Linked DNA regions of Homo sapiens: region 1 is linked to region 2. A link is a loop called in an ENCODE intact Hi-C map of the cell type or tissue named here. Cell type or tissue: endothelial cell of umbilical vein. All regions are shown on one strand. Each heading gives the region's core, and the rest is flanking DNA. Links, peaks and the distances in the headings are about the cores only. Region 1 overlaps COPB1 (coat protein complex I subunit beta 1). Region 2 overlaps RRAS2 (RAS related 2).

The links. Peaks named below come from ENCODE experiments on the same cell type or tissue, not always from the same donor. Only the 100,000 strongest peaks of a DNase experiment are listed, where the experiment ranks them.
Region 1: a loop joins it to region 2, with 4 times the contacts of the local background. A loop is called at or near these places in 98 of 110 quality-filtered maps.

Annotation. Positions count from the first base shown.
Region 1 is chr11:14,441,765-14,458,519 of GRCh38, reverse strand. COPB1 (coat protein complex I subunit beta 1) reads left to right here. Exons shown (of 22, transcript NM_001144061.2): 22 at 637-1,008. The coding sequence ends at 696. Among named protein-coding and RNA genes, the nearest start is that of COPB1, 50 kb to the left of the region's middle. In endothelial cell of umbilical vein, for the core only: no CTCF peak of the experiment used is centred there; DNase peaks (open chromatin) are centred at 11,669 and 12,149; H3K27ac peaks cover 1,880 bases.
Region 2 is chr11:14,290,819-14,307,573 of GRCh38, reverse strand. RRAS2 (RAS related 2) reads left to right here. Exons shown (of 6, transcript NM_012250.6): 2 at 11,719-11,806; 3 at 12,712-12,814; 4 at 12,995-13,103. Among named protein-coding and RNA genes, the nearest start is that of RRAS2, 60 kb to the left of the region's middle. In endothelial cell of umbilical vein, for the core only: a CTCF peak has its summit at 6,696; a DNase peak (open chromatin) is centred at 6,653.

The sequences.
Region 1 (16,755 bases), core at 6,928-14,927, 150 kb before region 2:
TTTTTTTTGAGAGTATCTCTGGACTGACAAAGGGGGGAGGAATTTATGACTTTATTATTTCTATATGTAGTATCTTTTTAGCATTAGATGCATATACACATACAATAATAATATACTCTGAATAGAAGTATAACTTTTCTCATTAAAATTTCTCACCTTTTGGGCCCCTCATTCTGGGATATTTGCCTAAAACCAGATTGATTCCTATGGGGTGTTTGTGAAATGGGTTCTCTAGAATTTTTTGAAAGCCAAGGTGTAAATCTAGTGACTAATTAGCTGGGTGTTGTAGCGCACACCCGGTAATCCCAGCTACTCGGGAGGCTGAGGCAGGAGAATTGCTTGAACCCGGGAGGTGGAGGTTGCAGTGAGCTGAGATTGTGCCATTTCACTCCAACCTGGGTGACAGAATGAGACTTCGTCTCAAAAAAAAAAAAAAAAAAAAAAATCTGGTGACGGCTTGAAAAATCTAGCACTGAAAGGTAATTACCAGTAAAGTTTGGTAAGTCTGTTTGGTATGTCCTTGATTTTATTGTTGATAATGGTGTCATTGAATTGAATTGGGGCTTAATAATATGGAATAACCTACTGATTGTACATAGTTTAAATAATTATAAATATCTTAATTTTTCTTTACAGGGAATGGCCTTAAGTCTTGGAGATAAAATCAACTTGTCACAGAAGAAAACTAGTATATAAAAATAAACAAAAAGTCCTTGAAGCTTTACAGTTAATTTAGGTATGGGCTTACTGGACTCCAACATCTTTTGTACTCTTTCATGCTTATATAGAATCTGAGTTCATGCTGAATACTTTTCAGCCAATAATTTATAGCCTTTCCCTTAAATCAAGATTGAGTTTAAAATTATAGTTTGTCTTTTGTCTTAACAGTTCTGAATGCTGTCCTCAAAGTATATAATGTTTCATGTACCAAGACCCTTTTCACAGTACAATAAACAGATCTATTCATAAATTTTTGTTATTTTATAAATAAATGATTACATAATTTTAGTTATATGGCAATGGATTTCTTTTAGTTGGGTTATAAATTTCTATTATAAATTTAAATTACTGAGTTGTGAATATATGCAGCTTTATTAAGAGAATTTACAAATTCAATGATATAAAATAAGGTAGGCCTTGATTCACTTGGTTGTTTTTTACTTATTTAATATTCCAACATTGCTATCTCTAAAAATGCATTATCATGTTTTGAAGGGATTTGCTCTTGAATTTAGCTCCAGGGAGAAAGTATCAAAATAACTTTTTTTTTTTTTTTTGAGATGGAGTCTGGCTCTGTCACCCAGGCTGGAGTGCAGTGGCGTGATCTTGGCTCACTGCAAGCTCCACCTCCCGGGTTTACACCATTCTCCTGCCTCAGCCTCCCAAGTAGCTGGGACTACAGGTGCCCGCCACCACGCCTGGCTAATTTTTTGTATTTTTAGTAGAGACGGGCTTTCACCATGTTGGCCAGGATGGTCTCGATCTCCTGACCTCGTGATCCGCCCGCCTCAGCCTCCCGGAGTGTTGGGATTACAGGCGTGAGCCACCGCACCCGGCCCAAAATAACTTGAGAAAACAGATCGCTCTGCAGTTTAAAGAAGTATTATGTACCCGAACTGAAATAGATATACTGTTCTTAATTATCCTGAATCATAATGAAGAGTAGATAATCCAAAATAGATTTTTTAATCATTCACATTTAGTTTGGGGTGTTCTATGTTTGTTAGGAATAAAACTGGTTCTAACCAATTACTGAAGCTGGTACTGGGAGGATTCAACTAGAGAGGATTCAAAAAGCTGCCTTTTTCTCTGTTGCCTCCGTGCCTTACTCACATTTAGTTTAGGGTGTTCTATGTTTGTTAGGAATAAAACTGGTTCTAACCAATTACTGAAGCTGGTACTGGGAGGATTCAACTAGAGAGGATTCAAAAAGCTGCCTTTTTCTCTGTTGCCTCTGTGCCTTACTCACTCGTCTCCTTTTCCTCACTTCACACTAGGACTGGGTACCATCACACTGCAGTATAATTCCAAATGCATTTCCAAGCTAAGTTTCCCAGCGTCTGATTGTGCTTTCCTTTTGGCCTTTACTTTCATTGGGGGTGATTGAGGTAGTCTGATTTTTTAGCTAAGTCTAAACTTAAGGCTATTATTTGTCTACCAGCTAGGGTTCAGGCTGCATTCCCTGTGAGTCCTTAGATAAGGTCTGTGAAAGACTGAAAGCATCTCCTATTTCATTAAGAATGAAATGATTTGTTTGGAGTATAAGGAGATTGATACCTTGTATGATGTCATAAACTGTGAAGCCACTTGCTTTTAAAAAAAAAAAAAGAAAAAAAAAGCCTAGATTACAGGGCATTTGAGATTCCAGAACACTGAGATCTTAGAACAAAGCCAGGGCTTATCAAATGGGAAAGATATACTGGAAGTGCAGAGAAGGGATGTCGATTCAAGGGTAGAGATTTGCAATGAGAGCGAAGGAGCTGGTGCAACTTTGGATTAGATCATCATTTCCCAAACTCTGTTCTACTGAACATTAGCTTCCTTAGATGTCATTAGATATTCTGAGTGAAAAAGTAATTCCATAGTCAAGTAAGTTGGGGAAAAGCTTCAAACTGTCCTGCACTGGAGATTCACAATGTACATTAGCATACCAGAGATTCTGAGAGGAAAGCAGATTAGTTTGGTTTAACCCAGTATATCCTAACCTTACTTTACCAGGGAATCCTTTTTCCATGACCTATTGACAATATATGGGACAGGAAAAGTGACTTAGCCTGTTAATGATATTAGTGTTGTAATCACAGTTAACCAGTATCACATTTCATATCTGAAGGAATTATGCCTGTGTACATCCTAGAATATATCTCGGTTGATACTCTTAGAAAGTTGCCTGCCTGACATATTCAGGCCATTTTTGTTGGAATCAGATTGCCTCACATTGCCATTTTCTTAAATTCATAAATAAGGAGAACAAAGAAGTTAACACAATTGTCAGATACATTAAACTGTTTACTTCATTAGCATTTCATTAGCTTTGTGCATGTAATAAATGTGAACTGAATTGGATAGCAGCACATTGTTGAAAGAAGCTGTTTACACTATGCCCTGTTATTTGGGATATAATATACATTCAAAGATAGTAGCTGTTCACATTATAAGATACCATATAATTAGGACCATGATGTCCGGTAGAGAATAAACATTAAATACCAAATGAAAGCTTAATATATTAATGTATTGAATGTGGATAAACCTGTAAAGCTTACAGGAGCATTAAATGGCTTACATTGCAGTAATGTCACAACACTAGAGGGAGCTCTGTGCAGTGATTTTTTTTTTTTTTTTTTTTTTTTTTCATTTTGCAATTAGAAGAGATTGGCACTCAGTTGTTTTATAAGAAGAAAAAGGGTCAAGTGTGGTGGCTCGCACCTATAATCCCAACACTTTGGGAGGCCAAGGCTGGAGGGTGGATTGAGGCCAGGAATTCAAAACCAACCTGGGCAACATAGACCCTGTCTCTACAAAAAAATTTTACAAATTAGCCTGGTATGGTGGCATGTGCCCGGGAAGCTGAATCGGGAGAAATTCTCGGGACCAGGAGTTCAAGGCTGCAGCGAGCTATGATTGTGCCGCTGCAGTCCATCCTGGGTGACAGGGTGAGACTCCCTCTCTTTTAAAAAAAAATTTTTTTTTAAAGGAGCCTGGGCATGGTGGTTTATGCCTGTAATCCCAACACTTTCGGAGGCCAAGGTGGGAGTATCACTTGAGCCCAGAAGTTCAAGACCAGCCTGAGCAACAAAGAGATCCCCCATCAAAAAAAAAAAAATTTAAGAAAAAGCAAGATTATTTTTCCTTTTTTAAAAAACTTTTTTTTTTTTTTTTGAGACGGACTCTGGCTCTGTCACCAGGCTGGAGTGCAGTGGCACAATTGGCTCACTGCAACCTCCACCTCCCTGGTTCAAGCAATTCTCCTGCCTCAGCCTCCTGAGTAGCTGGGACTACAGGCGTGGGCCACCATGCCCAGCTAATTTTTATCTATTTTTAGTAGAGATGGGTTTTCACCATATTGGCCAGGATGGTCTCAATCTCAACCTCGTGATCTGCCTACCTCAGCCTCCCAAAGTGCTGGGATTACAGGCGTGAGCCACGGTGCCCGGCCTTTTTTTTTTTTTTTGGGACGGGGTCTGGCAGTGGTGCGATCTTGGCTCACTGCAACCTCCACCTCTCTCACCTCATCACCCGAGTAGCTGGGACCACAGGCACATGCCACCATGCCCAGCTAATTTAATTTTTGTATTTTTTGTAGAGACAGTTTTGCCATGTTGCCCAGGCTGGTCTCAAACTCCTGAGCTCAAGCAATCCATCCACATTGGCCTCTCAAAGTTTTGGGATTACAGGCGTGAGCCACTGCACCTGGCTATTTTTCTATTAGCAAGGTAATTCGTAAATGAGAACAAAGAGAAGGAAGTTAATATAGTTGGCAGATACATCAAGCTGTTTGCTTACCTCACTAATAGAAAACTTGCTTTTTCTTCTTTTAAAAACAACTTTGGCTGGGCACGATGGCTTACACCTGTAATCCCAACACTTTGGGAGGCTGAGGCAGGCAGATGGCATGAGCCTGGGGTTTAAGACCAGCCTGGGCAACATGGCAAAACCCTGTCTCTACAAAAAATTAAAAAATTAGCCGGGCGTGGTGGCATGCACCTGTAGTCCTAGCTATTCAGGAGGCTGAGGTAGGAGGACTGATAAGGCCCAGGAGGTTGAGGCTGTAGTGAGCTGTGATCATGCCACTGCATTCCAGCCTGGGCAACAGAGTGAGACCCTGTCTCAGAAAAAAAAAAAAAAAAAAATGCCAAGGTTGATAGTGATATTTTGCTACCTGTCAGAAACTTTTCTACTTAAGTGGGAAATAATGTGGGAGACAAAAACTCATTTTAGGGATATCAGAAAGGTAAGAGAACCAAAACATAAATATCTTTAGAAACTCAAATAATATCAGAGGTGAAATATTTGTGCTATGTATTGGGTAAACTAAGTAGTTTTATTTGTGACTTGTTCCTTCCAGATTGATGAATGTTCCAGTCAGCTAATGTATAGCCTTTCTCTTAAATCAAGATTGAGTTTAAATTATAGCTTGTCTTTTAATAGTTCTGAATGCTGTCCTCAAAACGGTTAGGGATACCAGCCTCCTGCCTTACTTTCCTCTCCCAGATTCTCAGTACACCATCACTGTTACTGTCCCCAGCTCCATTCTCTACCTCCAGGATCTCAGGAGCCTACAGAAGTAACCAGGTATGATGCAGAAGTTCAGTTTAGAATTAGGAAAGTATGGAATCCTATCTGCTAGTTATGTGCTATGTAGTCTCAGGCAATGGTAAATAGCTAACTTAGTCAGTGCTTACTTGTGCCAGGGTATAACTGTGAGTGCTTTTTCCATGACATTTACAGTGTTCACAATGATCCTCTAAGGCAAATACTGTTAATACCATCATTTAAGGATGACGATTACAGTCTTACAACAGGTTAAGTCACTTATTCAAGGTTTAATAGTAAGAGACAAACTCAGATATAAAGCCAGGTATCTGACACTAAAGCCCTTGTAACTAGTCACACATTGCCACCACAGCCTAATAAATTGTACCTCAGTTTCCTCATTTGTAAGGTGCTTTTAAGGTGTATTTCACAGAGGTGATATGAACATGAAATGATACTTATTATGAATATTTAACACACAGTAGATGCTCATCAGTATGTATTCATTCCATTTTTTCCCACATTGACCTTCCTTACCTTTCAGAGGAGACTGAACCCTGTTCCCATTATCTTTATACTTCCCTCAGAATTTAGGTCTTCATTTTACACTGTAAAATGTACGTTTTACACAGTAACTTACTTAAAAGAATCTTCATGTCTTGAGAATTATTCAATTGAGGTATCATTGGCCCTTGACTCTGTAACTATTTGTTGTGTAGTTTTTTTTGTTTTTGTTTTGTTTTGTTTTGTTTTGTTTTTTGAGACGGAGTTTCACTCTGTTGCCCAGGCTGGAGTGCAATGGCACGATCTCAGCTCACCGCAACCTCCGCCTCGTGGGTTCAAGCGATTCTCCTACCTCAGCCTCCCGAGTAGCTGGAAGAACAGATGCCTGCCACCATACCTAGCTAATTTTTGCATTTTTAGTAGAGATGGGGTTTCTCCACATTGGTCAGGCTGGTCTCGAACTCCTGACCTGAGGTGATCCACCACCTCAGCCTCCCAAAGTGCTGGGTTTACAGGTGTGAGCCACCGCACCCAGCCTGTTGTGTAGTTTTTTTAATAAGCTCTTGGCACTTTTGCCTATCAACTATTGTTAGCTAAACGTAATTGTCATAACCCATGTTCCTCATGTGATAGATCATCTATGGTGAACATACTGGCTTTGTTTGCTTTCAGAATGACAATCAGATGACTGGTTCTTTAAAATTGAGCCCAGAGATATGTGCAGCCAGGTTACAATAACAGTGTGATGTTTAGGGGTTGCTCACTGTGATCAAAAGTCACTTCTAATAATCTGACCACTTCCTCTTTTATTTTCTCCATCTAGCAATGGCAGAATCTCTGAGAAGTCAGTCATGCAGTGACAAAAGAATGCAAGTGGGATTTGTGTCTTTTATCTGGGCTCTGTATATAATTATAGGATTCTGAGAAAACTTTGCGTTGTATGTATTTTGGAATAATTGTATGTGGAATAATTGTATTAGTTAGGGTCCTCTAGAGGGACAGACTAATAGGATATATATATAAAGGGGAGTTTATAAAGTATTAACTCACACGATTACAAGGTCCCACAATAGGCTGTCTGCAAGCTGAGGAGCAAGGAAAGCCAGTCTGAGTCCCAAAACTGAAGAACTTGGGAGTCTGATGTTCGAAGGCAGGAAGAGTCTAGCACTGGAGAAAGATATAGGCTGGGAGGCTAGGCCAGTCCAGTCCAGTCTTTTCTTTTCTTTTTTTGAGATGGAGTTTTGCTCTTGTTGCCCAGGCTGGCGTGCCATTGCATGATCTCGGCTCACTGCAACCTTTGCCTCCCAGGTTCAAATGATTCTCTTGCCTCAGCCTCTGGAGTAGCTGAGATTACAGGCGCCTGCCACCAAGCCCAGCTAATTTTTTTGTATTTCCAGTAGAGATGGGGTTTCACCATGTTGGCCAGGCTGGTCTCGAACTCCTGACATCAGGTGATCCACCTGCCTCAGCCTCCCAAAGTGCTGAGATTACAGGCGTGAGCCACCGCGCCTGGCCTCAGTCTAGTCTTTTCACGTTCTTCTGACTGCTTTATATTCTAGCCACACTGGCATCTGATTAGATGGTGCCCACCCAGATTAAGAGTGGGTCTGCCTTTCCCAGCCCACTAACTCAAATGTTAATCTCCTTTGGCAACACCCTCACAGACACACCCAGGATCAATACTTTGCATCCTTCAATCAAATTGACACTCAATATTAACCATCACAATTGTAAAACCAACAAAATAAACAAATGAAATGCAGCATGTTGGACTGAAAGAGTCCTGAATGAATTTTTCTAAATCTATTCTCAATTCACTAAGTAGCTTTGTGAAAACAGACAGATGTCACTGGGCCTATGTTCTTATCTGTAAAATGAAACAATTCAGCTAGCTGACTTTCTGGGTTTCTGGCTTAAAAATCTATACTAAAAAGCCTTATGTTTTATTTTTGTTTTTTATGTTTTTAAAAATATCCTTATTTTATTTTATTGTTTATTTTATCCATAAACAAGGAGCAGGAAAGCCTTGTGTTTTTATAGCTACCTCTTCAACAAGCTCTGTAAATCAACTGGGATATCTCTACCTGGATGTTACCAATGGGCACATCAAAATGAAATGGAATTTATCTTGTTCCCCTAACTTGCTCCTCTACTGTGTTCTCTGGTAATTTATGCTAGAAACCCAGTAGTCATCTTTAACTCTACCCTCACACCTATATCTCATCAGACACCAAGACTCATTTTTTTCCCTTCCTCAATATTTTTCTAATCTTCTTTCCCCACTCCACTGCCATTGTCCTGGTTTAGACTCTCGTCGTCCTTAACGTGGTCTCCTACAGTAGCCTAACCATAAACTTCACATATAATTTTAAAATTAAAGCCTATGCCTTAATTTTAGTCACATACAACAGTTTCTATACAATTTTTGGACCTGGTCAGACTCTTCCCTACTAATACTATTTTTGAGAGGCATACTGAAAAAAAGAAAAAGTCCAAAGATTTAATAACATTTTTAATAATAAAAATGAAAAATGATCAAGATGCTCCAAAATGAGTATTGACAAGCAATGGTGGTGTGTCTATAGTCTGTACCAGAGTACCCAGTAGATAGTAGATGCTTAATAAATATTTGTTGAGTGACCAAATGAATAATGCATATAGTCATAAAGATAACTAGGGTGTGGACTAAATTGCACTGTGGGGATGTGCCTAGGAAAAAAATGTTAGGTGAGAAAAAGACAGCACTCTCCTACATTATGATAATGTCTCCTGCATAAGATGAATCAGGGCCGGGCGCAGTGGCTCACGCCTGTAATCCCAGCACTTTGGGAGGCCGAGGCAGGTGGATCACCTGAGGTCAGGAGTTCATGACCAGCCTGGCCAACATGGTGAAACCCTGTCTCTACTAAAAATACAAAAAAAAAAAAAATTAGCCGGGCATGGTGGTGGGCACCTGTAATCCCACTACTCGGGAGGCTGAGGCAGCAGAATAGCTTGAACCTGAGAGGCGGGGGTTGCAGTGAGCCCAGATTGTGCCATTGCACTCCAGCCTGGGCAACGGGGCAAGACTCTGTCTCAAAAAAAAAAAAAGATGAGTCAGGATATGTTGCAGATACATGGCCTATCTCTCCAAGTGAATAGGAAATTGAAATATCACATCAGTCTTATCTCCAGTACATCTTGAAAATAAATGTTGTCTACCCCACCCACCCTGTTACTGGGTGTAGCTAAGATATTTTATTGGCTACAGTCCCTGATTCCAGCTTTTGTGATTTTTATATCTGTGATCTTGATCTCTTGGGATTCAAAGTGGCTGAAACCTCAGCCTTTTCTGGGCATCCTCTTGTGAGTTAACAATGTATTCCCTTATAAGAGGGTGGGAACAGATTCCTACCACACAGGACTTCACCAGCCAGGGTGTAGGGAAAATGCCCATCTGGCTCAAGGAGTCTGGGAAAATTACTGACTTCTACTGAGCTATGCAAACCATTTCTGAAAGCCCAACAACATTTAAAAAGTGAATTTAATGAATTATAATCAAAATTTTCTCTTTCTACAAAGTAAGTCACACTTTTTTTTTTTTAAGTGATCCCTTGCTTTGAGTAAAAGTATGACTGCTTTCTGTTAGGCTAAGAGCATGTTTTTCAAACTTTCCCTGCTAGAACACTAGTATTCCACAAACTGGACAAATGTGTTCCCACAGCTAAAATCAGATAGTGATGATCTTTTTCCCAAGTTGGTAGAACACATTTTGTCAATTTTATGTTTATTCTCTATAAAGATTTTTAACACTTTAATGCCTGCTACCAAACTTTAAAAGTACTGAGGAAGCATTATGGAAATATTAATATTTGGTGGGATGAATGTTCTTGATCTAACAGCTTGTCTTTGTGGCCATATGTGCTCCTGGTGGTTTTATATTGCATACATATATTTTCAGCTAGCAAATTGTTTCTTGTTTATCAAATTGAATTTGTATTTCATGGTTGTAGCAAAGGACAATTTGGTTTCTAGGTGCCCCACTACCATCCTAGATGTTTGTATAAAACATAAAACCCAAATGCTCTTATGTAATCCATATATAGTGCTCATAAACACCGTTTACCCTAATGAAATAAGCCTTGGTAATGGAAATGTAAATCCCAGTTCAGGTAGTCCCCAGCTTATGCCTTCAATGTAAAAGAACTCTGGAAACGCCCTGGAAGAGTGCACCCTTGTTTTTGGCACTCAACCTGTATGCTTTTTCCCTCATTCCCCAAACTAAGATAAAACACAGGGACTCAGTGCTAAGGACCCTTGGGTTCTGACTGGTAATACCTGCTGTACATCTAGTGTTATGCAACATCCTGGTGTTACTAAGAGTAAGATAAAGTCTGGTGAATATTTTAAGGGCACAGAAACACCTAATCAGAGCACTGCTTGAAAGTCTTAAAATAGAAAAATGTATCAATTGCTGTGAGAGCACAGAAAACTGGTGGCTATCAGAGGAGAGTCAGGTATAGTTTCATAAAGAGGTGACATTTGAATTAAGCCTTGAAAAGCATAAATTTGGCTGCTTAATGTCAAATAAGGGATGGGGGAAAAGGGGTGAAAAAACCATTCCAGCCACAAAACAGGTGGGAGAAAGTCACAGAGGTACATGACACAGAGAATTGGGTTCTATTCAACATAGCATCTTTGGGAGGCAATACGATTAGGCTGGAGATGGCAAATTGTAAGCAGATAGTGACAAATTTGCTTTTTGTTTGTTTTTTAAGAGACAGGGTCTTGCTCTGTCACCTAGGCTGGAGTGCAGTGAGTGGCGTAACCATAGTTCACCGTAAGCTTGAACTCCTGGGCTCAAGCAATCCTCCCACCTCAGCCTCCCAAGTAGTTAGGACTAAAGTGTATGCCACCACACTGAGCTAATTTTTAAAATTCTTTCTTTTTTGTGAGATAGGGTCTTGCTGTGTTGTCCAGGCTGGTCTTAAACATCTGACCTCAACTGATTCTCCTGCTGCAGACTCCCAGAGTGCTGGGATTACAGGTGTGAGCCACTGAGCCCAGCCCAGATTTGCATTTAGGAAAAAACCTTTGGAGAATAGATTGGAAGTGTGGGAGACCAGTTAGAAGCCAACTGTAGAAGCAAAATTCAAGAGTAATTTTAAGCTGGGTGCAGTGGCTCACACCTGTAATTCCAGAACTTTAGGAAGCCAAGGTGGGAGGATTGCTTGAGCCCAGGAGTTTGAGACTGGCCTGGGCAACATAGTGAGACCCCTGTCTCTACAAAAACTAAAATAGCCCAGCATGGTGACCCAGCTACTTGGGAGGCTAAAGTGGGAGGATTGCTTGAGCCCAGGAGTTCAAGGCTGCATTGACCTATGATTGTGCCACTGCACTCCAACCTGGGTAACAGAGCGAGACCCTGTCTCTTTTTAGAAAAAAAAAAAAAAAGTTATTTTGACAGAACATGATGTGGAAAGTGGGACATGGAAGGGGCAGGGAGTAAGGGACAGGTAGGAGCTTTTAAAAAAACTTAAACATGTTTTCCTAAGGGCAAATGCTACTCTGAAAAATGGGTAGGGTTATCAAATCTGCTCTTCCTCATATGTAAAACACTTCCTGTCTTAAGCCATTACTGAAATGACATGAAATTTAATCAGTAAAGGTGTGTACAGATGAGTGATGGAGTAGTTATTAATAGGGTTGTCATGGTGATCTTTATCCACAGAAATAATACCATACCATGAGGTTGAAGTATATGAAACTGCTTCTTTTATGGGTTAAAAAAAGTCAAGTATCAGCAATTTTATGTGATTCAACCTAATAGTTTGTGAATTACTTAGTTTTTCCTATTACTTCCTGCTTCCTTTTAAGCCATATTATTGCCTTTTTTTTTCTTTTTAAGATGAGCAATATATTTCATCAAGGGGATTTCCAGGAATGCTGGAGAGGCAAGTGTGGTAAATAAAAAGTATGCAGGCTCTAGAATCAAATAAACCTGGAATTTAGATTTTCCTCTGTAATTTATTAACTGTGATCTTGGGCAAGTCAATCTATTTCAGCCTTATTTTTTTGTTGTGGAAAATGGAAATAAATAGTGCCTGCCTTGTAGGGTTATTAAATGAGAAAATTCATGGCTTGTTAGTGTGTGGCATATAAAAGATGAATGAAAGTCTCAGCTGTCCCCTCTCACTTTCATTTTTCCTACTTGCTCGTTCACAAAAAGTTTGACATAAAACTCAGAATTCTCTGCTTCCTTGTGTCCCATAAAAACTGAGTTATGCCAGGGATTTTGATGTGTATAAGAAATATTCATTTAACTTTAAGCCAAAATCTTTTAGACTAAGTAGCCATTTAAACTTTTAAATATCATTCCATGGAATTACTTTAGTGTACAATTTGTATCAAGTTTTTCCAGAATGCCAGAGCCTCATCACTTTTCATGTCATTCAGGAAGTTACTCATTTAGCCCAGACTTCCAATAAGTTCATACATAGAGACTGTGTCATATTCTTCTGGAAGTGTCATCACCATTTTTAAAAAATGTGATAACTGCTTTTTGAAAAGAAAAAAGACCATTGAAATTGTATTTATTTGCTTATATTCCTTACTTTGAATCCAACCCCACAAGGTGAACTCATAATTGCTGACCCCTCACACTTGTAGATCCCAAAGGCACAGCTGGATTTCTGCCTCATTTTTATTCCCTGGTGGGTTTTGATTTTGCATTAATTCTCTTTTTAATTGAGCTCCTATTTTGTGCAGGCGCTCTTCATGTCACAGCATGTATATGATGAATAAGATAGACAAAATCTTTGCACACATGAGCTTACATTCCTGTGACAACAACCAAATAAGGTGTTTTCAGAGTAAGTCCTGGGAAGGAAATAAATTAGGTGAATGGAGTAGACAGTGGCTGGTAGATGGGGAGGGTAATTAAGAAAGGTTTTCAGGAATTAAAGTAGTTACAAGGACCTGAGTTGCTCTGGCCCCCAGCTCCCCTAGAGGGTTGGATTGTGTATCTAGCCACTGCCTAGGACTGCCCTTTAAATCGGAAGTATGCCAACCACATGTCTGATGTGACTGCTATTCTGACTTCATCCCTATTTTGTGGAACCTGGCTGCCTTGTGCTATCTGCTTGAATTTGCCCCTGGCTGAAATCAAGCCTTGATTCTCCACTAAGTGATGGCCTTTTTAAACTTAAAAATTAGTAACTATTAATTAATGTCTGTTCACTGAAAATAGAAAATGAAGAAAGGCGAAAATAAAACATCAGAGATAAATACTGATTAACATTTTGGGATGTACTATTTCAGGTATTTTTATTCTTTTTTGAGACGGAATCTCGCTGTGTTGCTAAGGCTGGAATGCAGTGGCGTGATCTCAGCTCACTGCAACCCCCAGCTCCCAGGTTTGAGTGATTCTCCTGCCTCGGCCTCCCAAGTAGCTGGGATTATAGTCATATGCCACCACATCCAGCGAATTTTTGTATTTTTAGTAGAGATGAGGTTTCACCATGTTGGCCGGCTGGTCTTGAACTCCTGGCCTCAACTGATCCATCCACCTCGGCCTCTCAGAGTGCTGGGATTAAAGGCAGAGCCACCACGCCTGGCGTATATACATATTTTAATCAAAGTATGATCATAATTTGACCTTTTTATTCAACCATATAAATCAGTTTCTGTTTCAATAAGTCAATATCTGCTTCCACATTACTTTAAATAGTTTCTGTCATGCTGATGATATATACCACAATTGATTCAACCCATTCACTGGGGACAAAAGCATAATTATGACGATCAGAGCAGTAACTAACCACTGAGCACTTAACACACGTTAGGAATGATGGTGATGTTACATACAACATTTTTTTTTTTTCTGAGATGGAGTCTCGCTCTCTCGCCCAGGCTGCCCAGATCTTGGCTCACTGCAACCTCTGCCTTCCTGGTTCAAGTGATTCTCCTGCCTTAGCCTCCCGAGTAGCTAGGATTACAGGCACACACCACCACACCTGGCTAATTTTTGTATTTTAGTAGAGACAGGGTTTCACCATGTTGGTCAGGCTGATCTCAAACTCCTCACCTCAAGTGATCCACCCAGGCATGAGCCACCACACCCGACCTACACACATCATTTCTGAGGCAAAGAATGTTAAGTGACTTGCCTAAAACCACTCAGATTGTAAGAAAAGAGTGCTGAGCAGAAATGACCTTTGCTAAACATGGAGTGTGGGCTAGGCTGCATACTAGTCTCAGCAGGGAGGTAACTTTTGCTATTTCCCTTAAATCTCAAAGGTTAGAATTCTGTAGCCCTTCCCTAACTGTAGTGGGAGACAGGCCTCTCTGCATGTCTGCTCCCACCAAGACTGCACATAATGTGTACAGAAATCAGGGTACTATCAGGAAGCGGGGAAATGGATGCTGGGCAGCCAAACATTGACAGATAGTCATTATTGCCTTGCCTTAGGCTGTATTCCCGTCTCATGTTCTGGTTTCTCCCCACCCTGAGCCTCTCACCTCTTACCCTCTCTGAGGTTTAGCTTCTTCATCTGTAAAATGGATATACCATGGTTATTATTATCACAGGATATTAAATAGAAATATGGCCCACCACTGGGTAACCAAGTTTTTAGGAATGAGGTGGGTTACTGGGTCCCCACCAATGCCCTTTGAAAAAGTGTGAACGGAGCAGTCAGACTTTGGGAACCTAAGAGATTGAGGAAGAAGGAAATCAAATAGGATCTGTTTTTTCTCCAAAGTCACTGAAGGAAATAGGGGAGGAGGGGATAGGACAGAGGGACCTCCAGCAACCTCATTCAGGTGTAGAACAATCACAGTGTGTGTGACAAGTCACAATTCCTTTAAAATTAACCCTGCTGGTTTCCTGGGAGAGCTGCTCACAGTTGACCTACTGGTCTCATTGATTCCCAGATAAGGCATGGCAGTCAGCCAACAGCAGGCATCATCAGAGAACTTGGAAGAGGCTTGGAGGCAGAAACTGAAGTGTGATGCTGCATATCTGGAGGATGTGAACTGTACGTTTGCACACTGACAGTAAGTTGTTGACAGCAAATTGCAAAGAGACTAAGCAAGAATGGTGGTGCTCCCATGGCAGCTAGGCCCTTAGCAAAAGCAAAGAGAATATGCTCTGGAAGGTGTTGGGGGCGGGGGTCAAGAGCACTGGGAAGCAGTACCTAACTGCATGTTTGTGGCCCTGGCTTCTACTTAGATATCTACCAGTAACTAAGGAGAGTGGAATAGCTTTCCCTTTCTCAGACTTAATCTTCAATGGCCAGTTCACATGGCATTTCCACTATAAAGTTCACTTAAGCTCTGAATTGTTCCTTTTTCTGTGCTCACACAGCATTCTCTATTCCACCATTATACCACATAGCACAATTTAGCATGGTACTTTGCCCCACCTCTAAAATGGAGTTAGTATTTGGCCTGCGTTCCTCCCAGTACTATTCCAAACTAAGTCAGGAATAAGAACATTGGTCCAAATGCTTGCATGAACTCACCGCACATTAATGATAACAATATGTGGGGACCACACTTTACAGTTTATAATGCGAATTGCACCCATTATCTCATTTGATCCTCAAAGTAACCAAATTATTAGGTTACTGTTTCACAAGTGGGAAAACTGAGCTAAGGCAAAGTAATTGGCTAAAGTTGCTTGGCTAGTAAGTGATAGATCCAGGAATGGAATCCTGACCTCTGACCAGGGCCTGTTCTCTCTCTATTACATGTTGTTACTTTTACTGCTGGAATAATCCTTCATCCATTGGAAAATAGGCAAATAAGCAAAAACCCCTCCTACAAACTTTAATTTCTTGGCAGTTTACTTTCTCTGCCTCCTGCTTAATGGAAACCTGGCTCTTTCTCAATGCCACACCTCCCTTATATCTTCTTCCAGCTTCTTTTTTTTGAGATGAAGTCTTGCTCTTGTCCCCCAGGCTGGAGTACAATGGCGCGATCTCGGCTCACTGCAAACTTCACCTCCCAGGTTCAAGTGATTCTCCTGCTTCAGCCTCCTGAGTAGCTGGGATTACAGGCGCATGCCACCATGCCCGGTTAATTTTTGTATTTTTAGTAGAGATGGGGTTTCACCATGTTGGCCTGGCTGGTCTCGAACTCCTGACCTCAGATGATCCACCCACCTCGGCCTCCCAAAGTGCTGGGATTACAGGCGTGAGCCACCGCGCCTGGGCCTTCCAGCTTCTTGATTAGACACTGCCTTTTCTCACATCTTCCATATACTACTGGGGACTTCACTGGCAGTCTTGTCATTCCCCATTGACACTAACCTACCACGTTACTTCTGCCACTTGCAAAATTTACTTGTCCTTTGAGGCTTATACCATCCAGCTCAGCCTATCAGACCCTCTGTCCTGGAACTTTGACTGTTGAATGACTGATCCAAGAATGGAAAGAACGAGAGGAAGGCCTGTGTTTGGGGCTCATGCCATCTTATATGCTATCTTTATAGGAGTCATCCTCTGACCACTTCAGTCCTTAAAGATTTTGGTACCTGGCACAAAGTCTTCTTCACTTTAAGTCTCGCTATCACCTAGGTAACTTCACTGTATGGAACCACTTAACATCCTAGCCTCCGTATTCCTTATTTTTGGCAACAGTAACCACCACCTTACAGCCATTCCACTCATTCATTTCCATGATTATATCCTGGACTTTTTAAAGACCTGGCACTGCTCCACTTTTGAGATCTTAAGGTCTGGAGTACTAAATCTCTGACTATCACCTCCTGGCTCCCTAGCTCTCTCACTCTTACTCCCACCATACATTCTCCTTCATATCCTGGACTCCACCAGGTCTTTGGCCTTACCATTTTCTACCAAGTTCATCACTCCTCTTGATATTTCCCTTCCCTATTCTGCCTAGACCTTATAGTGCCACATGAAGACCAACATTATCCTCTTTCTTCCACACCCACCTTGCATCAGTTCAACTATCTGCTTTCTCCACCCCCATAATGAAGCTGTTGAACAT
Region 2 (16,755 bases), core at 3,248-11,247:
AACTGCTGAGCCTCAATGGTCTCATCTGTAAAATGGTGGGCGCTGTTATCCCAGCTTCTCGGGAGGCTGAGGCAGGAGAATCACTTGAACCAGGGAGAGACGGAGGTTGCATTGAGCCGAGATTGCACCACTGCTCTCCAGCCTGGGCGACAAAATGAGATATTCTGTCTCAAAAACTAGCCTTACCAATACGGTTGTCTTGAACTATTGTATTTCATCACATTTCCCCCCGTACATTTTAGTATATCTGAAATTGAGATGCTTCATAGTCAAAGGCATGTCATGAGTGTATTGGTAGCAGTTTTTTTTTCCCTCTTCCTTTTTCTGCTTTTTTTTTGTTGTTGTTGTTTTTTGTTTTTTTTTGTTTTTTTTGGTTTGGGGGAGGGGGCAGGGTCTCCTCTGTTACCCAGGCTGGAGTGCAGTGGCACAATCACTGCTCACTGCAGCCTTGACTTCCCGAGCTCCCATGATCCTCCCACTTCAACTTCCCACATAGCTAGGACCACAGGCATGTGCCATCATGCCCTGCTAATTTTTGTATTTTGGGTAGACACTGGGTTTCACCATGTTTCCCAGGCTGGTCTTGAACTCCTGACCTCAAGTGATCCACCCACCTTGGCCTTCCAAAGTACTAGGATTATAAGCGTGAGCCACTGCGCCCGGCCTTTTTTTTTTTTTTTTTATCTTGGCACATAAAATAATGATGGTCTTACAATCAGTGTCATCTTAGATTTGATGAAAAAGGGTAAATTCACATACTGGGACAAGTGAACTATGCTAGGGCATGGTATAGGCTGAAGCTCAGTGTGATAGGAAAAGCTCAGGGTAGGGAATGGGGTGTTAGAGGGATAGTTACAGTGAGGGAAGTTTCATTCTAGATCAGCAGTCAGCCCAGTAGAACAGCCACCTAGTGGGAGGCTAGTACAACTGATTGATGGCTCAGGAGCAGGTATTGCCCAAAATCCTGGGTATGTGGAATTGGAATTGTGGAGAGTTGTTGGTGGGTAATAAGACTTCGCCCCACAGTTGAGATTTAGGAACTATGTACTCACTTATGGCAGGAAGGCTTTATAAGAAGGGGGCTATGAGAGAAAATATTTGCAAATCATCTGGGCACAGTGATGCATGCCTGTAGTCCCAGCTACTCAGGAGGCTGAGATGGCAGGATCCCTTAAGCCTAGAGTTCGACACCAGCCTGGACAACATAGTGGGATCACATCTCTATAAATGAAGGAATGAATGAAAACCATTGAAAAAATATTTGTAAATCATATTTCTGATAAGGGATTTATATCCAGAATATAGTACTCTTACATTCAATGATAAGATAAAATTTAATAAGGGGCAACGATTTGAGTAGCCATTTCTGCAAAGAAGATATACAAATGGCCAATAAGCACACAAAAAGGTACTCAACATCCCACTAGGGAAATGCACATTAAAACTGCAGTGAGAGACTATTTTACATCCGTAGGGTGTCTGTTGTAAAAAAAAAAATTCTTTTTTTGTTGGGGTGGGGGCGGCGGTGGGGGATAGGATCTCAGTCTGTAGCCCAGGTTGGAATGCAGTGGTGCGGTCGCAGCTCACTGCAGCCTCTAACTCCTGGGCTCAAGTGATCCTCCTACCTCAGCCTCTCACATAGCTGGGACTACAGTTACGCACCACCACATCTGACTAATTTTTAAATATTTTGTAGAGATGGGGGTCTCACTGTGTTGCCCAGCTGGTCTCGAATTCCTGGGCTCAAGTGATCCTCTTGCCTTAGCCTTCCAAAGTATTGGGATTACAGGTGTGAGCCATCGCGCACGGCCAAGACTGAGTTTAATAACAGGTCTAGGTGAGGATATTGAAAAATTGGAACCCCCAAACACTGCTAGTGGGAATGTGTCTGTGGGTTTTAATTTGGGAATTCAAGGAATATCTCTTGAGGGTTTTAATTTGAGGACAGTGGGAAGAGAGATACAGTGTTTTTGTACTTAGAATGTTTTCAGAAGAAGGCTAAACCCAGGGAAAGCTATTGGAGTGGGGAGTTAGGTCAGGCTGAGAAGGCTGGGGTATACAAGTGGTACCCCAAAGACAAGCTTTCCCTCTATACAAGTTTTGTTTAGGCCTGGCTCTGTCCTCTGGAAAAGGAAAAGAAATTCTCTTCCCATTTCTTCTTAGGAAAAATTACCGTGCTTTGGAGGTTGGAACTTGGGGCTGATACTGGCAGGGCCATATCCAGTAGTAGCTTTTGTGGTTTGGCCTCCGAATATACCTGCAATTTAGGAAAAAACTCCAAATAACTTATAAACAGACTTTTGTCATAGAACCAGTTTGTAAGCTGACTTTGTACTGTACTTTCTGCTGGCACATACCAGGCCCATTCATTTGCAACTAAATACTATATGTGAGGTAATACATATATATTAGCTGAAAATGTATGGAAGGCAAATGAAGGCACATGGTTGCTTTAGGCAGTCTGAGACAACTGGCAACACTGAAGACCTCACTAAATTTTGTTAAAAAGGAACTAAAAGGATTACTGGATTTAGTGTAGCTTTTATTATTCTGCATTAGAGTTCTGGGGATTAAATTATAGACATATATAATTGTACATGTTAGATTAAATGAAATACTAATTTCAGTCAAAAGCTATACTTCAGTGAAGGAATATCAAGCATATTGGAAACATTTGACAAAAAAAATAAGGGAGGATGTTGCAGGGAACAAAGGTTCTCTGTGACATGACAGCTGCTGCTAAAAAGTGACACAAGGAGGAGCCCAGCTCTGGCTCACAGCTGCCTGAAGTTGCTGCAGTCTTCTCTAGTGTTACCAGAGGAATTTGCTCTGCTCTTGTTTTAGAAAATGGAGGCTACCAATGGCTAACTAGGTCCTTATTGTGCTTGGGGAAATTAATTCTTCTTTCCCCACTGCAGTCCTCCCCTACTTTGAGATCTGTGTGCAAGTATATTACTTAGCTTCAGGAAAGTTTTAAAAACCTTGAGCATGTAAATCGAGTTTTATATGTCCTGGGACATACATATAACACAATTTTAACTGGAACTCTAATTCATTTTAGCTTCTTTTGAAACCCAAAAGACAGAATAAAACAGTAGGTGCCAAGTTATCCTCATATTCCAAGAACTTGCATAGTGGGTAGCCTTAAACTGGTTTTGCACATGTAGCCCATACCTACCTCTAGGGAATAAAAGTGTTGAGATTATTAAGGGTTCTAAGACAATGTTTTTGGAAAGAGCTATTAGTATGTTGTATGTTTGGTGTCCTTTCCTGCTTCCACACGTAGTGGAGGAGAGGAGAAAGATGCTTCTCCTTAAGCCCCTTTCATTTAAGCCAAATGATGAGGGAGGCTCCAATGGAGTCATTCTGAGAATTTGACATGTATCCCCTCGAGTTTGGGGAATGAAAGGTTTAGTATACAAATCTATGGATCAGTAGCCCTGAGGCAGCAGAGCACAGAGAGGGCTGTATGTTAGCACTTTGTACTTAGAAAGACGTTAGTGTTTCCTCAGGCTGCTGGGTGAAACCAGCTTAAAGCCATCTAGAAAGGGACACTGTGCTCGGCCACCTAGAAGGTGACATGAACCAGGAGGAAGGTACCCATGGAAACCCCAGAGGTGGAGGGTTGGAGTTGTAAATGGCCAGGTCTCACTTAAGTTCTGGGAATTGAGTATGGAGGGCCCTCATGAAAAAGTTGGTATGAACATCACACTTAATTGGTGTGGCCTTTTGACACCCCCATAGCTTTTCCCACTGCTTCAGTTCCCACTCTGAAGGAGCCAGAGACAGCCTTGTTGTGGGTAGAAGAGATGCAGAGCAGGGAGAGAGAGATGATGACAGGACCCCTCACATCCCCCAGCCCAACTAGACTTCTCAGCTCCACCAAGGAAGGGGAGAAGCTTTAATTTAGATGAGTATTGATTACTGCAGTTAAGACAGTTATTGAAACTATGGTGTTCTTGGGGCTGAAGGATATTTAAACTTTTTTCCCCCCTTTTTGTGGAGATGGGGGTCTCTCTCTGTCGCTGAGGCCGGTCTCAAACTCCTGGGCTCAAGCAGTCCTCCTGCCTCTGCCTCCCAAAGGGCTGGGATTACAGGCATGAACTGTTGTGTTTGGCCTAAATATATTTATAGTCAAAGAATGATTTTAAAAAATTATGAGACTTGCCTTAGATTTCATTCAGGAACAAGGAAAAACTTTCCCACAGAGGGGCTTGGAGGGAAAGTTTTATGCTTATACCCATTGAGTTTAACTCAGTATATCAGTTATTCATACATTCACTTAGACACATACATGAAAGGATAAGCAATTGTAAAAGGAAATTGTAAGTAGCAATTATATAGTATACATTAAGCTTGGTATATGTATTTTCCAAATCACAACTTATTACTAATAAGACAGAAGTTGAGAAAAATCCAAACTGTTGTCACTTTAAGGGTAAGAGAATATTGAGATTGTTTTCTGGTTGGAGTGTTGAAAGCATTGCAAAGAAAGCAAGATGTGATTTGGGCTTTATCAGCTATAATTTATTAAGGGCCTACTGTGTGTCATCTGTTGGGCTTTGTACTCTACATAGACATAGAGTATTTTTAACTTTTCACAACAATCCTGCAAAGTTGGTGTGATTTTCATTTCATAGACAAGGAAACTGAGGTTCAAACAGGTTAAGTGAGCTACTCTAGTTTCCCACAGCTGGCAAACTGATAGAACTGTGTCCGGGTCTATTTGACTTACATCTCAGACTCCCTCAATTCTGCTGCCTCCCTAGGCAGCCCCACACACCAGAGATACAGTGGTGGGACTAGGGACAGGATGGCTTCAGCCAGCGCTTCTGTCCTGGAAGAGGAGAGTGGAGGCTACATAACAGTCACTGGGGACCTGTGGCCCTTATTAGATCCCGAGGGGCAACTTTGTGAGCTTCCCCCTACTCCCTGGGAGTGGGAGCAGCTCCCTGGGAAGCTTTTCCTTTTCTCTTACAACTTCTTTGCTGCCACATCTGAAGTGGGCATTGGAATATGCCTTCCCTAAACTAGCTGTTCTTGCCCTTTTCTGTTGAGGAAATGGAGTTAGAGATGTGTTAGTTTACCCAAGGACTCAAACAGCTAGCAAGTAGGATGGCTTCTGGATTTGGATTTCAGGCTCTCCGACTCCAGAGCCCTTGTGTTTTCTTCTCATCATGTTGTCTCCAGTAAAGATATAAATGCATCTATTAATAGGAAGCAAGTTAATGAAATCTCATTTTGGTTTATCATAATTTAAAAAACATAGTACGTGTTTTATGGATAGAAGTAATAATAGGGAAATGCTGTCTTAAACTGGAAGGGAGCAGAGAATCACAGAATTTTGCTTCTAGAATGTTTCATGACCTGATATCTGTGTGTAGTGTGGGGGTAAGGGGTGAGCTGAGCAGGAGCTCAAGAAGGAGAAGAAAAGAAAGAAAATTTGTTAGTCTTGGTTTTTGGTGTGTGTGTGTGTGTGTGTGTGTGTGTGTGTGTGTGTATGTGTGTGGTACATTTACTCCTTGTTTTATAGGCCAATAAGGGAATGAGAAATTTGAAATTTTATGAATTTTATTTATTTATTTTAATTTTTGAAAGAGTCTCGCTCTGTTGCCCAGGCTGGAGTGCAGTGGCATGATCTTGGCTTACTGCAACCTCTGCCACCTGGGTTCAAGCGATTCTCCTGCCTTTCTTAGCCTCCTGAATAGCTGGGACTACAGGTGCCCGCTATCACGCCCAGCTAATTTTTATATTTTTAGTAGACACGGGGTTTCACCATGTTGGCCAGGCTGGTCTCGAACTCCTGACCTCAGGTGATCCACTTGCCTCGGCCTCCCAAAGTGCTGGGATTATAGGCCTGAGCCACCATGCCTGGCCTATGGATATGTCACTTTCGATGGGATCAGTGGAAGCAGGAATGGAAGATGAGTGTGAGTGTGTTTTACTTTCAGAGAGGCAGATTAGCAAAGTTATTTGATGTTTAAGCACTAAGCAGGTCACTTTACTTCTCTGACAAAGTCCCTGCCCTCATGGAGTTCCTTTCTAGTTCGGTCGGGGAAGAAATGGACAATAAAAGTAAAAAATAAAAGACGAAGTAGATAAGATATATGTGGTGTTGAGAGAAAAGGAGGAAGGGAGAAAAGAGGGAGGGGGAAAAGAGAAAAAAACCTGGAAAATATTCTGAGCAAGAAAAAACATCAGCCTTCTACATGATGTGTAGTCTTGAGTAGAATGAGGTGAAAGCTCAGGGTTAAAAAAGGATCACTGTCTCTTTCCTTATGTGCTACCACCAGATTTAGAAAAAATTAATTTTAATATGAAAACTGTCAAATATATACAAAAGTCCAGAGAACCTACAACCATATACACGTTGCCCAGATTCAGTATTTTTCAGGGTTTTCCTACACTTGTTTATTGTTTCCGTTCTCTCCTTTCCTTTTCCCTTCCCCTTTCTATACCCTATGGTTTTAGAGAACTCCTACGACTTTCCTGAGAATGATGCTGTGCTCAGAACTGCCCTCCATTTGTTTACAACTCCCCAGTGGTACCTTAGAGCTAGCCTATCCTTTTTCTATGCAAGGGTGGTAGACTTAACCAGTGTGCTGGATTCACTGAGTTTCCTAGAATTTCCAGTAAATTACCAGTCCCAGGGTGTAGACCAGGCACCACTCTGTGGCAGTGTTTGGGAACTACACTTTCACCAATAGCTTGGTGTCAGAAGAAAGTGTGTTGTCACTCCTTACCACTGAAGGCGGAAGGGCAACTCACCCCTTTTTCTCTCCTTCCTTCTTCTTTTCCTCCTTAACGTGGCTTCTTTGAATGGGGAGATACTGAGTTGGCAGTTCTCCTTAGGAGGCCAGCCCGAGCTCCTGTTATGCAATCTAGTGGCATGTAAGCAGGATTATCCTGCTTATCCCAGCATAATATTATACTTTGGCATTATTAGGGGCTTCTGACAAACTTACCCAGATCAATTTTTTTTGAGGCGGGGGTGGAAACAGGGTCTTGCTTTGTTGCTCAGGCTGGAGTGCAGTGGTGCCATCATGGCTCACTGCAACCTCATCTTTCTGGGCTCAAGCAATCCCCTGACCTCAGTCTCCTGCCTCAGCCTCCTGAGTAGCTGGGACTATAGGCGCGTGCCACCATGCCTGGCTAATTTATTTTTTGTAGAGATGGGGGTTGCCCAGGCTTGCCAGACCCGATTTTATCTCTGTCTGAATGTGATAGCTTCCCTAATCCTAAATGTTTCTCCACATCTCCTGACAATGTTAAAGAAACTGAAGTTCATTTGCCCATCCATACTACCGGGAAGGCATGCTGCCCTTTGAATGGGAGGGTATTCCTTGTCTTTTGACTAGGATTCTTCTGCACACATCCTTTCATGTCTATCAGGAAACATGTGCTCTCTCCATCCTCCACCCTTCCTTTCCCCTCAGTGTACTCTTTTGAGCCCTTGGGTCCACCCTTCTTCCCTATCCTTGCCTGAACCTTTACTGTCTAGCTCAGTGCAATACTGTGCTTGCTTTTTTTTCCTCTTTTTTTCTCTTTCTGCTACAGAACATCCTTTCTGGGCTGTGGTTGGTAACTTTTTATAATTTCAGGAGAGAGACTGTTTTCTTTTCTGGCAAATTGCTGAGGCTGTGTTGATAAGTGAACGCATACATAGTTCTGTACATAACTGTAGTATTAACTGTCTAACTTCTCTTGCCTTCTGAACAAGCATGGTATTGGCACTTCATGCTGTTTGTTTTTTGGCTTGGGTATAGACTTAAAATGCCCCAATCCTTCTCTTGCCCCCAGTAATACCTCAACTACTGGTGGTTGTATAAAAGGCACTGGACTCTGAAGATAGAGACCTTGTCTTTATGGAGTATCTTTATGGAGTACTTAGTAGGTGCTTCATACATGATCACTGAACAAATGAGTGAGTGAAATCAAGAGAGCAAGGACAATTGGCTGAAGGGTTTCAAGTAGTGGGAATGAGGCTTTGCATGGTGAACAACACAGATCAAACTGGATGGCTTTGCATACTACATAAAACCTGGAGGGCTTTGCATAGCATGTAAAGAAACTATGGAATCCTGTAAGCAGCAGGGAGCCATTTAATTTATATGTTCTCTAGAGGTATAATTCATATATGTACAAAAAAGTGTACAGATCTTAAGTGTACAGCCTGATGGGTTTTTACTTATGTAAATTAACTGTGTAGTTGCTGCTCAGATCCAGAGACTATTTCCAGAACCCCAGCTTTTGTCTTGATTCACAACGTTTGGATACCAAATCCCAGAGGTCGTGTGGTTGGTCTGAAGTGTAACTAGGACTGGAATTATTACAGCTACTCCTGAGCTTAGCAAATCTTTATACTTGAGTAAAAAACACTAATTCAGACCATTTAACTGCATGACAAAAACAATAGTTATTATTATGGTTGACATTTATTAATCAGCATGCCTTGGCACTTCATATGCATTATTTCATTTTACCTGCTTCACAGGATTTTGTTCCTGTCTCTGTTTTACAGATGCTGAAGATTAGACATGTAAAGTGATTTGCCTTAGGTCCCACAGCTAGGGAATAGCAGAGTTAGAATTAAACCCACGACACTTCATCACGGGGACTGATTACTTATTGGTGATCTGTTGCCTCAAATATCTGGTACCCAAGTTTAACAAAAATGTTGCCTTTTTGGTGAGAGGTGATGCCTGTATTTGTTACCTGCACACAGTGAATGCTCTTAGGGATATTCTGACCTATGGATTCTTAGAATTTTGAGAGGGAAAGAGGTTTTTGATTCTATGATAGGCAGTTCCCAGAGTGATGTTTCGTTGGAGGAGGATTGTTTCAATGTGGATGGCTCTTTACAATTTACGTGTAGCCAGTAGATGATGGTCTCTGTAGACAAAGTATGAAGATAGGACACAGCAAAGATTGGGTGTGAACCTAAATATCCAAAAATCCCAACAATGAATTTGTCTTAAAAATTAATATGAGTGGAAATAAATGCATGTAGCAGTATGGCAAAATTCTTGTAATACTAAGATTGTGTTTCAAGAGTTAAGACATCCAAAGAAATGTCCATAGCGAGTAGAGGTAAAACAGTTTATTATACTGGACTTCAAAGTTGCAACAATCTTTTATATAACAATCAAACCAACAATCTTTTGTGCATGTTAATATCTTAATCTCACAACGCCAAGAACTGTCACATTTAAAGAATTCTAGCTATTGTGCATGGCTTGGCATTTGTAAAAAATGTATTTAACATTTGTTTATTATATTTTAGGCCAAATCAGTAGGGACAGTGTAGCACTTTTAGGCATCAGCTGGGAGTAGTCAGTGAAATTCAGGTTTTACAAGATATAAAAGCATGGCATATGGGGAAACATGTTTCAAGAAATGAATCTTAAAAAGTACAGCGCATGCTTTATCCAATTTGCTTGTGAAAGACTGCTGATTCCTGTTGTTTAAAATAGTGGGTGTAGAGAATATTGTTGCCAGTAAAATTTATTTACTTTTTGAAGTGGCATGGGTGCCAAAAAGTAAGTTCATGATTGTTTTGATACCTGCTTTTTTTTTTTTTTAAGGCTAGTTAAGTGAATTGATACCTGTTTATTTTTAAATGGTGATGGAGTGGTGGAGGAGATGGCTTCCTACTAAAAGTTACTGCTGTTGGTGAACATTTCTTTTACAGACTTTGTTCAATACATCATGCATTGAAGTGAAACATCAAAAAACAAATAGGATTATAGATATGGAATTCTGTGATTAAAGTTAAACATTTTAATTTTAATTTAAAAAAAATTTTTTTAAGAGACAGGGTGTTATTCTGTCTTCCAGGCTGGAGCGCAGTGTGGCATGATCATACCTCACTGTAACCTCGAACTCCTGGGCTCAAGCAGTTCTTCTGTCTCAGCCTCCGGAGTAACTAGGACTACAGGTGTACACCACCACATCTGGCTAAGTCTTAAATTTTTCGTGGAGATGCGGTCTCACCTTGTTGCCCAGGCTAGTCTGGAACTCCTGGGCTCAAGTAATTTTCACAAAGTGTTAGGATTACAGGCATGAGCCACCATGCCTGGCTTTAAAGTTATTCTTAAGACTTAAATAAAATGTGGAAAGTGTCCTTCAAAAAAAATATGTAAAGTCATGGTATCAGGCAGATTAATATATCTCCTCCCAAAACCAGGGGATTCTTTTCTGTCCTCTTCAAGAGTGCTTGTTTCTGAGTAGCTCTCTGGTGTTTGCATAGGTCGCCACGAATGTTGGGTCCCAAGAGCCAGGAACCCTTGCCTGAAGAAGGCTAAATACTCTTGATGCTGGTTCCTAGCATTAAGCTGTCTCCTTCCAAATCATTCCTTCAGATTTTGTAATGAGCCAGTGGGAAAATGGGCTTTGAGGAAGTCAGTCCAAAGTAGATCAAAGGAGATACTCAGAACAAATGGAGGATGATGTTGGTGTCCTGGTTAGTGCCCTTCTGTAAGAAGAGGGAAATGCACTCTCTCAGATTATTGTTGTTATCTTTTTTAAACCTTTTTCTTTTTTGGAGACAGGGTCTCATCCTGTCACCAAGGCTAGAGTGCAGAGTGGTATGATCATGGCTCACTGCAGCCTTGACCTTCTGGGCTCAGGTGATCCTTTCACCTCAGCCTCCTGAGTAGCTGATTTTTTAAAACCCTTTTAAATAAAACTGAAATGTAGGCTGAGATTCTTCCCTTCTTACTTGGATACTTTAACTGTCCCCCCCCTTTTTTTTATGGTAATGACTTCGGTAGTTGGGAGGGTTTGATCAGAGAAGAGAGGAATAGAATTTAAGATAAAAAAACAACAAAAGATGTCAGTGAAAGAGTAAGTTTGAGGTTCCTACTAATGAAAAAATTTCAAAATGATATTTTCTTGTAGTACATAAGGCAGTTGAAAGGGGAATAAGACAAAGTGTGAGAAAAGAAAGGTATAAGATGAAATGTTCCAGGCCTCTTTGTGTTGTCTCCATTTTTTCCAGATACTTGACTTCTTAGGACTGATGATTATAATCAGGTTGCTAATTCAAATAGGTCTGAATTATAACTTACTGTGTTTTCTAATTTTTCTAGAGTTTGAGATCTAGATTCTTAACCTTAAATAATTATGAAAAAAGTTGTAGATCTTTTACAGTCTTGCATATTTCAGATATGAAAATTTAGAGATACCTAGTACCTTTTCTTCACGTGAAGGTGCTCATAAGAACATTTGGTGGGGAATTGTCATAGAGGGTAAACCCTAGTACAGTGAAAATGTTTTGATTAGTTCTGGATAAGTGGAATTTGTTAAGCAAAGTTACATTGGTACATTGGTAGGCAGGTAATCATAAATTTTATTTTATTTTTTATTCTATTTATTTTATTTATTTTTATTTTTGAGACAGGGTCTTGTCCTGTCTCCCAGGCTGGAGTACAGTGGCACAATCATGGTTCATTGCAGCCCCAACCACCTGGGCTCAAGTGATCCTCCCACATCAGCCTCCCAAGTAACAGAGACCACAGGTACACACCACGTCGGCTAATTTTTTAATTTTTTAATTTTTTTTTAAGAGATAAGAGTCTTGCTGTGTTGCCCAGGCTGGTCTCAAACTCCTGGCCTCAAGTGATCCTTCTCCCTCGGCCTCCCAGAGCATAGGATTACAGGTGTGAGCTACCATGCCTGGCCATGAATTTTAAAATAAAGTTTTTTCTTTTCTTGCAGTCCTATTTTGTAACGGATTATGATCCAACCATTGAAGATTCTTACACAAAGCAGTGTGTGATAGATGACAGAGCAGCCCGGCTAGATAGTAAGTAAACTTCCTTTGTTTGATAATTTGCATATCATATTTTTTAAAAAAGTAAGCGCTGATGTTTTGCTATGTTAAATAATATATTTGAAATATTAGATGATCTGGAATATTAGCCCATGTCATTTATAAGTTTTGATTGAAGAGTCTGCATAATGGGTAATTTAAATATTCCTCAATAAATGAAAAGTAAAACGATATTTGTATTGATCTTGTTCTAGTGAAACTGGTCTCATTGCAGTTTGTTGAAGTTGATTTTATTGGGACAACTGGAAAAAACCTGTCAGGTCTCAACTCTTCCTACCTTTTGGCAAAGGTTAAAATGGATGAAGTGAATATAGAAAAAGTTTGATACTGTTACTTAGAATTTATAGCACAGAGACTTTAGCAAGTACTGTTTTGTGTCTAAACATCCCCCCTCTCCACAAAGAAAGCTCTATTCTTCTAATATGTATGATTCTTTTATTTACAGAGATCAAAAGTTACATTAGCACCTGCACTAAGTATGGTATTGGGGGATAGTGGTTATAACTCAGATTTCTTTCTTGAATTTACAGGTATCTTTTTCAGTTTTTTCCATGGAGGGGATAAAACATTCAAGTGATTTTAGAGGTCACCTGACTCCATCTGATTAAATGTGTTTGATATTTTTAAGCTTCTAATTAGTGTGCTAATATATTCTAACCACAAAGTCAACCCATACTGATGAAGATAAACTCTGTAACTGTCTGCCATTAGAATATATTTGCCTTTAGTATTAAGAATAAAGTACTAAGAAAGGAATGCCATTTCTGTATTATACCAAGTATGAGGCTCTCTAGAGGACTCACATTAATTGGTCTTGCCCTTGTGGGGAAGCAGTTTATAAAAAACAAGTATAATTACATTTGTTGTTTTTTCTTTAGTTTTGGATACAGCAGGACAAGAAGAGTTTGGAGCCATGAGAGAACAGTATATGAGGACTGGCGAAGGCTTCCTGTTGGTCTTTTCAGTCACAGATAGAGGCAGGTTTGTACCATATTAGAATGTAGATCCACTGTTCTTGTCAAGATCACTAGACTTTATTGAGTTTGGACTTTTTGTTTTTATAGAAAAAGGAAAAATAAAGTACTAATTGGGGCATGAGACTTGCTGAATTCTGATACTTGACCAAATTGATTAATTTGTTTTTGATTTTTTTTTTTTAAGTTTTGAAGAAATCTATAAGTTTCAAAGACAGATTCTCAGAGTAAAGGATCGTGATGAGTTCCCAATGATTTTAATTGGTAATAAAGCAGATCTGGATCATCAAAGACAGGTGAGAAGGAATTTCACTGTTGGGAAACCAATTGTTTATAATCATGTGAGTGAACTGATAGATTTAAGGAAATAATTGAAAGTCTAGTAAAAAAAAAATACGGTGCTCCATGCCACTTAAGTGTTTATAGCTGAGTCTGGCACACTGTATTTACAGAAGTCACAGCGGGTGAAAAATAAAAAGGAAGTAGATTTGGGGAAATTAAAATTCCTTATTTTCAAATAGTTTTTCATAAAATTTTATAAGACTTTATAAGCCTGCAAGTGTTTAAACTAGCTTTATTCGCATGTAATAATTTCTTGGATTACATCCAAAACTCTAACTTAGTTGGATAATTTCAAAGTTACCACTAAAGGCCTAAGTTATTCGGTGTTAATACTAAATTAACTTCATGTAGAGAATGGCTTTCATTTAAATTGCAGTATTTGGATTTTTTTCTAAGTCACTTTAATGACTGAATTTTCTGTTAATTCTTTACATTGGCTAGCTCTAACACTTCAGTAACATTTAATAAAATAATATTTTTAGTATTTAGTTTGCAGGCTAATTTATTCTCACTTGTTTCTTTACCCACTTACTGAAATTTTATTAGTTAAAACAATTTTTTGGTAACATTGCACATTCATCTTTTTTGTAGGGGAGGGGAACAAGGTCAGTTGTATATTAATGCCGGCTGTTCATTTGTATTAGTCCATTCTCATGCTGCTAAAAGGACATACCCAAGACTGGGTAATTTATAAAGAAAAAGAGGTTTAATGGACTCACAGTTTCACATGGCTGGGGAGACTTCACAGTCATGGCGGAAGGCGAAGGAGGAGCAAAGACACGTCTTACATGACGGCAGGCAAGAGAGAGTGTGCAGGGAAACCGCCCTTTATAAAACCATCAGATCTCCGAGAACAGGATGGGGGAAACCGCGGATGATTCAATTATGTCCACCTGGTCCCTCCCATGACACGTGGGGGTTATGGGAACTGCAGTTAAAAAAGATGAGATTTGGATGGGAACACAGCCAAACAATATCAATGTTATATGGCTTTTTTTAAAGGTCTTTTGTCTCTACCCCACATCTGAAATGTATTGTTTAAATTGTTTATTTTGCTGGTATTTAAGTATTCTTGTTTTTATATTATGTTGTGTTTACAGATTCTTAGGATTTTGTTGGAAAAGTGTAAACATCAGGAAAAATTGGTTGATAAACAGCTTTGAGGGCAGCTTTCTATTTTGTAACTGTCTCTGATTTTAGCTGTGTACATAAAATTTTATTGGCGGCATACCCAATTTCAAACACTGACTTAAGAGAAAATGATATATATATATATATATATATATATATATATATATATTTGTTTTGTTTTGTTTTGAGACGGAGTCTCGTTCTGTCGCCCAGGCTGGAGTGCAGTGGCGTGATCTTGGCTCACTGCAAGCTCTGCCTCCCGGGTTCACGCCATTCTCCTGCCTCAGCCTCCCAAGTAGCTTGGGACTACAGGCGCCTGCCAGCATGCCCGGCTAATTTTTTATATTTTTAGTAGATACGGGGTTTCACCATGTTAGCCAGGATGGTCTCGATCTCCTGAACTTGTGATCCACCCACCTCGGCCTCCCAAAGTGCTGGGATTACAGGCATGAGCCACAATGCCTGGCCCAAGAAAATGATATATTATCTTAATGCTAAGATTTGGAAATGTCCACTGATGAAACTTGGTATAGAATAAATTTTCCTGCTAAATCTCGTTCAAATCTGGTTATAAAGTTAGAGTGAAAAAATTTGTTCTTCATTTCAAATCAATATAAACTGTTTGAAATAATTAAGAATATGGCATTGCTTACATTATAAACCTAGCATAGACAGTTCATCTATTTTTTTTAGATTTAATTTTGTTTTTTTTTAAGACCATTTCCTTGAGGTTTCTAAACCTGATTATATTTATTGATGTTGCCCAGTGGACCCTGCCTGTGGCTCTTCTCAGTTCTTTCTAGTACTAGAAACTCTATATGTCATTGCATCTGGGAAATAATGGCAAAGTAGATGTGCATTGAAGGAGTTCTCTTCCTATCTCTCGCTGACTTTTGCCTCACCCCTATATGCTTCCTGTCCTGAATATAGAAATAGGATCTTTCTCAAACCTTCTCATGGTGGTAGCTCCAGTAAAGGAATAGGTAGGAGACCTAGGATAGGTGGAGATCTCCTGTAGGGTAGGCAGTGGCAGATTAGGGAAGGGAGGAGGGTGTATGCCCACTAGAACCCCAAAGAGGCTCTGCCATTATCAGCTTGGGTCTATATGAGTTATTTTTAAGTTGTCTATACACCAGATTGAGGATCCCTAGCCCAAAAATCTGAAATCTGAAATGCTCCAAAATCTGAAACTTTTTGAGAGCCAACATGATTCCACAAGTGGAAAATTTCACACCTGATGTCATGTGATGTCACAGTGAAAGCTTTGTTTCATGCACAAAATTACTTAAAATATTGTATAAAATTATCTTTAGGCTATGTGTGTAAAGTGTATATAAAAAGTAAATTTTGTGTTTAGGCTTGGGTCCCATTCCCAAGAAACATCATTATGTATATGCAAATACAGTATTCTAAAATCAAAAAAATTCCAAAATCCCAAACACTTCTGGTCCCATGCATTTTGGATAAGGGGTATTCAACCTGTACTGAAGATTGCCAGAATGTGGTATGCAGTTTCCATCTGTCTGCAGACAGTCAACATATTGTGGCACTGGCTTTGTTTGTATATCATTGGATTATAATTTTTTTCGTGGAAGTTTTTTTTTTTACTTTTTGTAAAAGTAATAGATTCTCAGGGTAAAAAAGTGAGAGAACAATATAGGAAATGATTTCCTTATTTCAGTCACCCTAAAGATACGTAGTGTTAGCTTGCAGTAAGTTATTTTTATTTATTTTTCCATCTAAACCATATAAATAGACATAAATTATGTATATCTTGAAAAGCTTAGATGTATATATATCCAAGGGAGAAAAGCAAGTGCCTGAAATCTGATTGCTTAGTTTTCTGCTCATTTATATGGCGTCTACTCTCTGAAGGATAGACACAAAGAAAAGTTTTATTCCTCCTTATGCTTTTTCTTCCTTTGCACCTGTACTCAGGCATGTTGACTACTCTCACTTTTAAAGTCATGACCACTAATCTTTATGGGCCTTTAGTGCTGACTGGGAATCCTACATTTCCCTAGTCCACCTATTTCCCATTTGTTTGGATAATTTTTACATACTTTCTCATTTTCTTCAACCTGTAACACTTTCTTCTCTTTCCTCACTCTCAGCTGATAATGTGTATGTTTTCCTGTTTCTGTGAGAAATTTCTACATGTCCTTACCTCCATATCTACTAACATGAGTGCACAGGTACCCCATCAAGTTCACTTCCCTCCACTTACATGGATAAACTGTTCATCTGTCTATGATCAACTTCTCCACCAGACACTGGATCCTGTTCCTTCTCACCAACTCATGGACATTACCCCAGCAATTGTTCTATTTCAGATGAACATTTCTGCATGATCATTCCCATCAGCATACAACATGCTACAATGTCTCTTATCTTTAAAACAAAAAAACTACAGCATAAACTTTTAATCTCACATTCCCCTCTGAGTATATTTTTTCTGCCCCTCTTTAATAGCAA